2 separate regions of the Homo sapiens genome follow, and region 2 is linked to region 1. A link is a loop called in an ENCODE intact Hi-C map of the cell type or tissue named here. Cell type or tissue: gastrocnemius medialis. All regions are shown on one strand. Each heading gives the region's core, and the rest is flanking DNA. Links, peaks and the distances in the headings are about the cores only. Region 1 overlaps PPP1R7 (protein phosphatase 1 regulatory subunit 7). Region 2 holds the start of HDLBP-AS1 (HDLBP antisense RNA 1).

Region 1 (5,366 bases), core at 100-5,099:
CCAAGGCAGGAGGTTTGCTTGAGTCCAGGAGTTCAAGACCACCCTGGGCAACATAGGGAAACCCCTTCTCTACATAAAATACAAAAATTAGCCAGGCATGGTGCTGTGTACCTGCAGTCCCAGCTACTTGGGAGGCTGAGGAGGGAAGATTGCTTGAGCCTAGGAGTGTGAGGCTATAGTGAGCTATGAATGCACTTGTCACTGCACTCCTGCCTGGATGACAGAGTGAGACCTTGTCTCTTAAAAAAAAAAGAAAGGCCACGAGTGGTGACTCATGCTTGTAAACCCAGCATTTTGGGTGGCCAAGGCAGGAAGATCACTTGAGGTCAAGAGTTCAAGACCAGCCTAGGCAACATAGTGAGACCTCATCTCTTCCATTCCTCACCCCCTTGACAAAATATTAGCTGAAGGTCGTGGTGCATGCCTGTAGTCCTACCGACTTGGTAGGCTGAGGTGGGAAGCTGGCTTGAGCCCAGGAGTTGGAGGCTGCAGTGAGCTATGACAGCACCACTGCACTGCAGCCTGAGTGACAGATAAAGACCCTGTTTCTAAAAAAGTGAAAAAAATAAATAAAAAATAAAAAAGAGAATCAAGTTTTTGCTTGGCACATGTGTGTATAAAGTCTATGGCATCTAATGTTTCAATTGCTTACTAATAGTGCAACGAAGTGCCAATTGTGAAGGCAGTGAAGGATAAAAACTAAGATTGTGTCCAGCAGCGCTGGCCCTGCCAGGGCTCGCAGGGAAGGGCGGCTCAGGAAGCTCCGTACCTGCATACTGAGGACTGTCAGGTTGGTGAGCGCATCCAGGTTCTGAAGTTTAGTAATTTTGTTTTTCCCCAAAAACAAACTCTCCAGGTTGGTTAAGGTGTCGATATTTTCGATTGCCTGTGGAAAGGACAGAACAGCAATGAGTACTGCAGTTGACAGGCTGCCCCAGGCAGCCAGCAGGTGCCTGGACCGGGGCAGAGCTATGTGGGCTTCAGCTCTGCGATGTGGGGCTAGTGACGTATCTGCTAAGACTTCCAGTGGAAATCCTACTTGAAGGTAGAATACAATAGTGGCGAGTCCAAGACTGTCTTGAGCTCATTCCCAACCCTCAGATTTCCTGGGGTGCTGAGGAACAGTCTCAGAACCCAAGGACCAGTAGATTCCCAAGTCCCTTCCAGTTCTAAATTTGTGAGCTGACACATTAAAATGTCCCCCTGTCGGGCGTGGAAATCCCAGCACTTTGAGAAGCTGAGGCAGGTGGATCACAAGGTCAGATAGAGACCATCCTGGCTAACACGGTGAAACCCTGTCTTTATTAAAAATACAAAAAAATTAGCTGGGCGTGGCGGCGGGTGCCTGTAGTTCCAGCTACTCCGGAGGCTGAGGCAGGAGAATGGCGTGAACCCAGGAGGCAGAGCTTGCAGTGAGCCGAGATTGTGCCACTGCACTCTAGCCTGGGCAACAGCACGAGACTCCGTCTCAAAAAAAAAAAAAAAAAGTCCTCCCAAGAGCCTCAGTCTCTACAGAAGAGAGGTACGGGGCACTCTGACCTCAAGTCTTTGAAATCCTGGGACCCTCACTTAGGATTCCTGGGGGGCCCTCACACCACAGCACTCTGCCCCTCTTGCCCAGTTTCCACACCCTCCTACATCACTCTTGCTGTGATCGTGTGCTCCTCTATTCAACCATAAACCTCCAGAGGCAGTGACCACGCTGCCCTGTCTGGTCTCCCCATGGTGACTTGCCTACAGCAGGATGTTTAATGACTGTTTATTGATTTGACTTCAGTTTCCCTCCTCTGTCAGTTCACTCTCTCTCAGAACAAGTCATTCTTTAAATATTTCAGCAGACACAAAATAACCAGATAAGGTGCATGCTAACCAGGTGGGGACTCTAGGAGGGGAGATGGTGTGCTAATCCACACACCACTGCAGGACTTGGCGGGGGCAGGGGCATCCTCACATGCTGTAGCCTGCATTAATTTGTGATGAGCCACTGTTGCCCTAGAAAGTTCCATAGTGAGACACTTGGTAAAATGCGGACATCTGGGCTGCTCTCTAGTTTTAAATGTGCTGCTTTGCTATTTGTGGCCATGACATCTCTAACAATAACTGTCAAGAGACTGTTGCCAAAACCACCCTCCCTTGGTTTGTATCCTGTCCAAGCTCTCAAGGGCCCAGGACAGACAGAGAATGCTGTAATACTTCCAGAAGCCAAGTAGAGGGGCATTCTGAACATGGGCAGGGGCGGATGTGCTTAGACACAGCTGCCAAAGCCACTAAGCCAGGCCGGGGGAGCAAAGGCTCCGTGCCATGACCCTGATTAGGAGCCAGGCACGGGGCTCAAGTGTTCTTCTGGCTGAGAGAAGTCCTCCTTCCTGCCCACGGGAACCCTCCCTCCTCCCTGCCTGGCAGATCCACCTCCAATGTCAGTCCTCCTGGGACGCCCTCCCAAGTTCCCCTCCAGCACATGACGGTGGTTATGAGTCAGCTGGTGAAGACTTGATCCTGCTTCTGTGGAACACCAGATCACTTTTCAAAATTCTTTTATTTCCATTCTGTCCCACGTTTTCAAGGTCAAATGGATCCTGGAGAACAGATCTAATCCTGCTGGGGACGGTGTCCAGGAGTATAAAGCTGTCCAGGGAGGAAGGCCCAACTCAGCACTGCCTTTGGGAGTGTGTCAGCATCAAGAGGTTTTCTAAAGCCCCCGGTATGTACATCAGTTCACTCCAAGTGACCACTTTGCTGGGCTTGGGAAACTTTCATCTCGAAGAAGCATGCCAGAGAAGATGACCATGATCAAGAGGCTTTCTAAAGCCCCGGTATGTACATCAGTTCACTCCAAGTGACCACTTTGCTGGGCTTGGGAAACTTTCATCTCGAAGAAGCATGCCAGAGAAGATGACCATGATCAAGAGGCTTTCTAAAGCCCCGGTATGTACATCAGTTCACTCCAAGTGACCACTTTGCTGGGCTTGGGAAACTTTCATCTCGAAGAAGTATGCCAGAGAAGATGACCATGATCAAGAGGCTTTCTAAAGCCCCGGTATGTACATCAATTCACTCCAAGTGACCACTTTGCTGGGCTTGGGAAACTTTCATCTCGAAGAAGCATGCCAGAGAAGATGACCATGATCAAGAGGCTTTCTAAAGCCCCGGTATGTACATCAATTCACTCCAAGTGACCACTTTGCTGGGCTTGGGAAACTTTCATCTCGAAGAAGTATGCCAGAGAAGATGACCATGATCAAGAGGCTTTCTAAAGCCCCGGTATGTACATCAGTTCACTCCAAGTGACCACTTTGCTGGGCTTGGGAAACTTTCATCTCGAAGAAGCATGCCAGAGAAGATGACCATGAGGAAGTTCAAGAGCAAGGCATTCAGGTTGGTTGGTTCATCTCAGGCAGAATGTAACTGGGAACAGTGTGATTCAGGGTCATGATCTGGATGAAGAGCAACTGAAATCTACGTGCGGAAGAAAGGCTAGACCACTCAGGACTTACTGATACTGACTTTCAGTTAGCATTTTTTCTTAAAAAAATAGTAATTTCCTTGTTCATGAAAAAAATCACAGCATTGTAAGAAATGCAGACTCACCATGCATTCTACATACACCCACTGAGTCCACACACAGCCCGCTAGCTGCCTCTCCCTGAATATACTAGTCAGGGCTGTCTGCACCTACCCGGATGCGGTTAGATCCCAGCTCTAGCATCTGTAGTTGATGTAAGTTGCTTAAGTTCTCAATTTTACTGATTTTATTGTTGACCAAGAAGAGTTTTTTCAGTCGTGTCAACTTGTCAACCCCTTCGATGTTTCTCAGCAGATTAAAAGAAATATCTAGAATCCTGAGAACAACCAAAACAGTTTTTTAAAAAAATTTCACGAGCATAGGTTGCATAGAACTCACAATTTAACCACTAAAGGTGGCGTCCCCATCAGGGGACGGCAGTCACTACCGGGTGGGAGAGGGTGGGGGGTTCTGACTGTGCCCCTGCTGCCGCCTGGCTCACACTGATGCTGTCATGAGGGATTTGGAGGCTGCCCAGGAGCCCGGAGCAAGCCAGAGGCAGCCTACAGGCTCCTGATGCCCTGGCTCCCAGTATGGTATTTGAGGCAGAAACTATGTTTTGTTCACACTTGTGCCCATGACAGGACCTCACACCAGGCTCTGCACACAGAAGGGGCCTGAGAAGTATTGAATTAGAAACAGAAACAAAACAAGCAAAAATGAATGAGCGACAAAGGGCAGAAATCCAGGTAAAGTTATAACTAGGACCTGGCTCCTTCTTTTTTAATTTTAATTTTAATTTTTGTAGACAGGGTCTTGTTATGTTGCCCAGGCTATCTCGAACTTCTAGGCTCAAGTGATCCTCCCAATTTGGCCTCCCAAAGCACTGAGATTACAGGTATGCACCACTGCACCTGGCCTAGGACCTGACTCCTTAAATTAGAAATGTCACTTTTTTTTGTAATTAAAAAAAAGAGTATTCAAAAGGCAAGAGGCAATTCTGGATTAACTTTCCTCTCTACCGATCTCAGTATCATCCCTGAATGGAGGCTTTCCAGAAGTCCCCACTGCAGCCTTCCCATCAAAGATTTACTTTGGAAGTCAGGATTGTTCAGGAAGCCAAAGACATGCATGAAGCCGATGAGGCCTCCTGGAGCCCTGAAAACAGGAGGCAGAGACTTGGGATTCAGATGCAGGGCAGGACCCTGTGGCAGAGGCAGCCTCTCAAGGGCTAAGAGCCAGCAGGAGGTTGGCTCTGGAGACTGGACACCCCCCACCCAGTGGCCTTCCCACCATGCTGTTCTCCTGTGGGTCTCATGACTCACTCCAGCTCTGTTAGCGCCTCCAGATTCTCAATCTTCTTGATCTGGTTGTCGTAAAGATCCAGCTCTCGAAGACTCTGTAGCTCCTCCAGATTCTCAATGCATTTAATTAAATTTTGGCGGAGGCAGAGAGTCTGGGGGATGGGAAAAGGGACAATTGACACAGGCAAGGGGGAGGCCACGAGAAGGCCTCAGCTGATACTGGAGGACACAAGAAAGGCCTTTCTGGTAGAAGGACATGTCTTCATTCTCCTGCTGTTTCCTAGAAAGGTGCTGACCTTTGAGAGGCAGGTGGGCAAGGGCACTAAGCTATAATTCCTTAACACACCTGAGGAAGGGCGGGAACCCAAAGGGAGGCAGGAGGCAGGCTCCCCACCAAGCAGGCCAGTTGGGGAGGGAGGCGTTGGCCTGGGGTGTGGGTGTCTGCCACTTCCTGGCAGAACATAAGAACCTTTGGTGGGCTCAATTTTGACAAATTCCAATGAGAGGCACGGAGGACTGTAAAAGTCAGCGAGTGCCTAATTGAACACAGGCACAGAAAC
Region 2 (5,366 bases), core at 65-5,064, 110 kb before region 1:
GTCAGGGCATCACACCCCCTTATCCATCCAGTCTTCCTTGAATTTTACCCACCTCAGTGAGGGCAGCTCTTCCCAGTCACTCAGGCCAAGAACCTGTGTCTTTCTTAACTTCTTTTACACCCCTCTTCTGGTCAATAAGGAACTTCTTGGTGCTTCTTTCTGAATATATACCAAATCTGGCCATTTATTTCCTCCATTATGCCCACCATAATGCAAGCCATTGTCATCTTTAGACTGAACTATAGTAGGCCTCCCCTGCCCTCCCCTCCCCTGCCACTTAGTGTCAGTGTTCCACGAAAAAAAAAAAAACACGTCTGATCCTGCCTTCTGCTGCTTGCAGCCCCCACCCAGCTCCCACCATCCTCAACAGCACCCGTGGCCTGGCTGCAGGCTGTGCGGACCTGACCCCATTCCCTGGGTAAGGCTGGGTGTGCCCCTACCTCTTCCCCTGTGTGGGACGGTCTTGTCCCCAGATACCTGTAGTTGATCCTGTGCCCTATGCAGGATTCTGTTGACCTGCGACTTTGCCAGAGGTTCAGACTGACATCTCTACAGATTGCTCGACTCCCTTTATACCCTTAAAAGAAACAGTGGCAGTTATCACTTAGTAAACACAATGGATGCAGAAGTGACAAGTCCTTCCCGGAGGGTGGAGACCCCGAGAGTAGGGATTCCGTTCCGCCCAGTCCTGCGTATCCACCGTGGGCTCAGAGGCCACACACCGGTTCTTTTGCGTGTATACATCTATGTAGAGATGGAGCCATAAGTAATACACGCTTTAAAGGAAGGGGATTTTACATTTTGGGGGGGAGATTAAGTTGATTGCCAAGGAATCGGGTGGGGATAGTTTATAAAAGTGAGGGACATAAGGAATAGGCACGCAGGAATGAGGGAATGAAAGCCCTGGAGCCGCCTGGGAGCCTCACTGCGCTGTAGGACCTCGTGCCAGTGTGGCCATCCGTTTACGATGTGGTGGGCATCCTTTGAGGTTTTTCTTCTGATTTTGGGGAGGTGGGCGGTACTGGTGACATCTGCTTCCAGAGCAGCCGTCCTTCCTGCTCCCTTTCTGGTCTTCGGTTGTTTCCACTCGGGTTCTTGCGGGGCGCGCTCCCTCTGCTTTCTGGAGGTGATTAATTTCCCAACTCCTCGGCACCGCCTTCCCCACCCGAAAAAAGGATGCAGAACCACGCCTGCAGTTGGGTGGGCCTCCCGGGTGCTGGGCGGCCCGGGGCGGCGGGGACCCCAGCGGCGGGGCGGGCGGGCGCTGACGTGTCCAGGCGGGATTGGGCCGCCGCCCTATATAGCAGCCGGGGCCCGGGCGCCGCGCCTCGGAGCGTCCCGGCTTCTCCCGCGCGGGGGGCGAGTAAGCCAGCGGCAGGACCAGCGGGCGGGGGCCCACGAGTGAGCGCGCAACACGGGGCTGGGAGGCCTGGGCGGGCGGGCGGACGGGGCGGGCGGGCTGCCGGGCGGGGGGGTGGGGGGTGGCTGCTGACGTGGAGGCCGCGGAGGGGGAGGGGCCCGGGTGCCGCGGCCCCCACCCGGGCCCCAGGCTGCGGCCCCCGCCCGCGGGTGTCCTGCTTACCGCGCGTGGCGGTTCCGGGCCAGACCTGGGGCCGGCTCCGAGTCTCTTCTGCGCGTGGCCGTGGCGCGGAGGGGCGCGCACAAACTTTCTCAAGTCCGGTGGCGCCGCTGGGCCGCTCTTGGCTGCAAGCTGGGCTCCCCCGCCTCCTCCCGGGGCTTCGGTGGGGCACCCCTGGTGCCGTGGCCGCACGGCGCGGAGGGGCGGCCGACCTGAGCCCAGGTCGCTGACGTTGGCGGGGCCGGCCCTCCCCTCCCCCGCTCCGGCGGGGGCGCCGTGTGCGGCCAGGGTGGGGGTCCCTGGGAGGCCAGCGGGGTCCTTCCCCCCAGGTGGCGGCGGGGCGGGGGTCTGGGCGCAGACCGGGCGGCGGGGCCCCCGCAGCACCTCCACCTGCCGCGCGGGGCCCGCGTCAGTCTACGTGTTCGGGGGTGGGGAAAGCTGCTCTTCTTGGGCCTGGAGTGCAACTTGGACGTGCCCCAGGGTCGTGGATGAAAAATACATTACGGAAAAGTACCGAATTTGGATGAAAGGCGGGGAGGCCGAGGGGTTGCTGTCCCTTTAAGCCTGTCCCCGCCCGCGGGCCCTCGTGGCCTGTGGGAGGGCCGTGCTGAGGTGGCATCTGCGAAAGTTCCTCCATGCAGGATGGGTGCCGACTTCCAGAACTTGGTGAGAAGTGCGGAGCGGAGCCTGCCTTCTGCTCGCCAGTCGCCTGTGGTCTCTCCTAGATTTCGATCTTGTGATCTCTGAGTGGATCAGGATTTTATTTTCCCATTCTGAACTTTGGTTTGTGGTCTTGAGTAATTTTAGTTTTGGAAGAGGAGAAGTCTGGGTTTCAGCCGGAGGCTTTTTTGGTGCCCTCCATACCCGGTCCTGTCTGGTGCTTTAAAGCACTTGCGGGTCTCATTAACTGAGGCTGAAATGAAATTCTTCCTGGAGTATTACTGATAATTCTCTTCGAAGACTGTTGCCCCTTGAATATGTAGTTGGCAAAACTTATCACAAGGGAATCAACTTAATTACTTCCTCGTTTAAAAGCAAAAAAGTAGAACCCCTCATGTGAAGCCTTTTTTGTTGCTGTCAGAAACCTGTTAGACTTGTGCTAAACTTGTAAGCACCAGGTTTCCCACGCAACACACAGCTCTGTCAGGACTCCACGTTTTGCTCTACACGTATTAGGGCGGAAAGGGGTCTTGGTTCCTGCCCTCCTTCCTTTAGTTCTAGTTCTGTTTGCTGAAAGTTAAATTCTGAGATGTGACCTTTTTTGCTTTGGATGTTTGCACTCTGGGAAACAAAATTAAAAGTCCAGGTTCAGTATAGTTTGAGGTTTACATTAGGTGGACCTGGACACTGATTGATCCGAGCTTCCTATGGGAAAAGTAGTTGGGAGAGCCAGAATCACGAAGGGACTGGGGCCATATGGGAGGGACTGAAGGAGACAGGAGATAGGGCTCACCTACCAGAAGGAGCCTTGGAGGAGAGCGGACTTGTTCTCCATGGCCAGAAAGGGGAAAGAAGTTGTAGATTTTGTCATAACTTGAGGTGGAGCGTTTACAGCCATGCAGGGGTGGACCCGGGCCCTGAGAAGGCCATGAATTTCCTGTCCCTGGTGGTATTAAGAAATGGGATTAGATTAATATCTGAGGTTCCTTTCAATCCTGATTTGGACAGTACTGTTAGATCCAGTGAGAATCTGAGATACCCGATGTTAGCCTCTGTTCTTGGGTATCTAGGCCTGCCCAAGGTATCCTGGGAACTTCAGATAGCAAGTGGAGTTGCCTGGCGCTGTCCTGGGGTTGCTGAAAGATCCACATGGAACAGGATTAAACCCTCGTGGGTGTTGTCTGTGAAGGCAGAGCCAGGAGCAGGGCGTAGCAGTGCGGGGTGGACATGGGGCTGTAGGGTCAGCTTCTTAGGTGCTGCTTTGTTGAACCAGAGGCAGGTGGACCCCTGGGCTGTGCCTCACTGGATTGGGAGCACAGAAGGAGAATGAGACTGACTTTTAAGAAAATCTCACCCAGAATTTCAGGTGGGGACAGGGTCTGCATTTACATGTGGGTCATCAAATGCTTGCTTAAAACGCAGTCTTCGAAAACAGGTTTTTGAGTTGTTTAGAAGAAAAACAAAATGTTGTTTGATGATACCAGAACCCTAGATGTTAAATGTGTCTCTAGTTGTGAACCATTCGTTACACGCTCTGACAAACTGCCACTTGGAATCTGGAGGCTAGGGACCCAGTATAGCCTGTCAAACCAGTCTGGAGTTTTCTGGAGGTCTGCCTTCTGCCTTACCTGGCTGCCTGAGGGTCTGTGCACGCCTGAGGAACATGAGAGGCTCTGCTCCAGGGTCTCCCTCAGACACAGGAGTAGGTTCCCTTATGTTGAGACTCCTTTCAGTATAGGGTCCGGCTGGACTTGGCTTCTGAAGGGTGTGTGAGTGGTCTCAGAAGAGACTGACACTGGGTGCACAGTGGGGATTGGCTCATCACAGCTCCGTGCTGGAGAGTCGGTGCGGGCTGACATGGACGGAACTGCATTTTGCAGACTTCTAGTGTGGCTGTCACTGGGCACTAGAGACTTGCCCAGAACCTAGCTTGATAAGGGGGTGGGTGTCTGGGTTTAAGAAGTGACATTGGAGCCCGGGACAACCTTGAGTGAGAGACCATGCCAGGTGAGAGTCAGCAAGCAAGCGTGGGAGGGCGGAGGGTGGATGCGGGAGACCAGAGGCAAGTGTCACTGGACACCTGTTGGGGCACCTTAGCCTGGAGTGCCCTGCCCTGTTTTGCTCCCAGACTGGACAGACACTTGGAATCTCAAGGAGCTCTTGCCGAGTTGTGAATGTGCTAATCTGACACTTTGGAGAAATTTTCTTACTTTAATCTTTAAAACTTGCAAACTAGAATTTTGGTGATGCTTTTAAATGGAATACTCTTGATCAGTTTGTCCCAGCTTTCCCCTTCAGTCTTGGGGTACATCTGTGTGTCTGGTGCATCTGGGGCCCCATAGTGTCTCTGGTTTGTGGCAGGTTCCCTGTGTGACTCAAGCCCTGTATTTAGAGTTTTTAAAAAACTCATGACCAAGATTAGAATCCAGAAATACCACCAGTCCACATCCTCTGCTGGAAAGGCGAGACCCTTTAATCCAGTCTACTGGATGCTCCCCCATTGCCATGAACCGCCTTCTCAGCTCCGGACCCATGTGTCGTAAGGGCAAGATTATTGTCACGGTACGAGTAGTCTTCTCCAGTTGAGTGGGGTGTTCCTGTTACTGTCATTGCTTTTCCCATTTTAGACACATGCCTCACTCCTGTCAGCAGTTCCACCTTTTCATGGTTGAGGAGCACATGTGGTCGCCAGCCTCCCATCTCCAGAGTCCCCTAAGGCAAGGTGACTCACCCTCCTACTTCACAGAGTTCTTGGTCCTCCCCAGACAGCCTTTGAAGGTTCCTTTCAATCCTGCGATTTCATGACCTGGTTTCTAGATCCCCAGTGGATTAGAAAGGACTGAAGGACTTTTACAGGCTAACAGCAAGAAGAACAAAGTAACTGCAAAATAGACGGAGAATTCTTGAAGACGGTAGCTCTTGGTCACCATAAGCGCTGCAGAGACCCCGAGGTCCACATTCTGTTGTAGGTCAGAGCCCAGCACAACAACCCTTCTTCTGGTTCAGCCGCCCAGCGGTTATGTGGGGTACGGGAAAGATGATCCAGCCATGCAGGAGAGCACCAGTGGTTCTGTGAGGATTTTACTTCAAAATAGTTAAGTTTAGAAGTTTGGCACTTAAAAGATCA

Evidence for each region. Hi-C counts contacts between places; a loop is a spot of excess contacts. Peaks named below come from ENCODE experiments on the same cell type or tissue, not always from the same donor. Only the 100,000 strongest peaks of a DNase experiment are listed, where the experiment ranks them.
Region 2: a loop joins it to region 1, with 2.5 times the contacts of the local background. A loop is called at or near these places in 4 of 110 quality-filtered maps.

The regions. Positions count from the first base shown.
Region 1 is chr2:241,158,805-241,164,170 of GRCh38, reverse strand. It overlaps PPP1R7 (protein phosphatase 1 regulatory subunit 7), which reads right to left. Exons shown (of 10, transcript NM_002712.3): 5 at 4,828-4,958; 6 at 3,677-3,839; 7 at 770-886. Among named protein-coding and RNA genes, the nearest start is that of PPP1R7, 11 kb to the right of the region's middle. RefSeq lists an enhancer at 5,360-5,366. In gastrocnemius medialis, for the core only: no CTCF peak of the experiment used is centred there; DNase peaks (open chromatin) are centred at 1,414 and 2,380; H3K27ac peaks cover 2,722 bases.
Region 2 is chr2:241,268,796-241,274,161 of GRCh38, reverse strand. The region is part of intron 1 of HDLBP (high density lipoprotein binding protein); the gene reads left to right. HDLBP-AS1 (HDLBP antisense RNA 1) reads right to left here and starts at 1,998. Exons shown (of 2, transcript NR_168372.1): 1 at 478-1,998; 2 at 1-159. RefSeq lists silencers at 1,105-1,384, 1,655-1,964 and an enhancer at 2,105-2,184. In gastrocnemius medialis, for the core only: no CTCF peak of the experiment used is centred there; DNase peaks (open chromatin) are centred at 1,241 and 2,181; H3K4me3 peaks cover 2,869 bases; H3K27ac peaks cover 2,945 bases.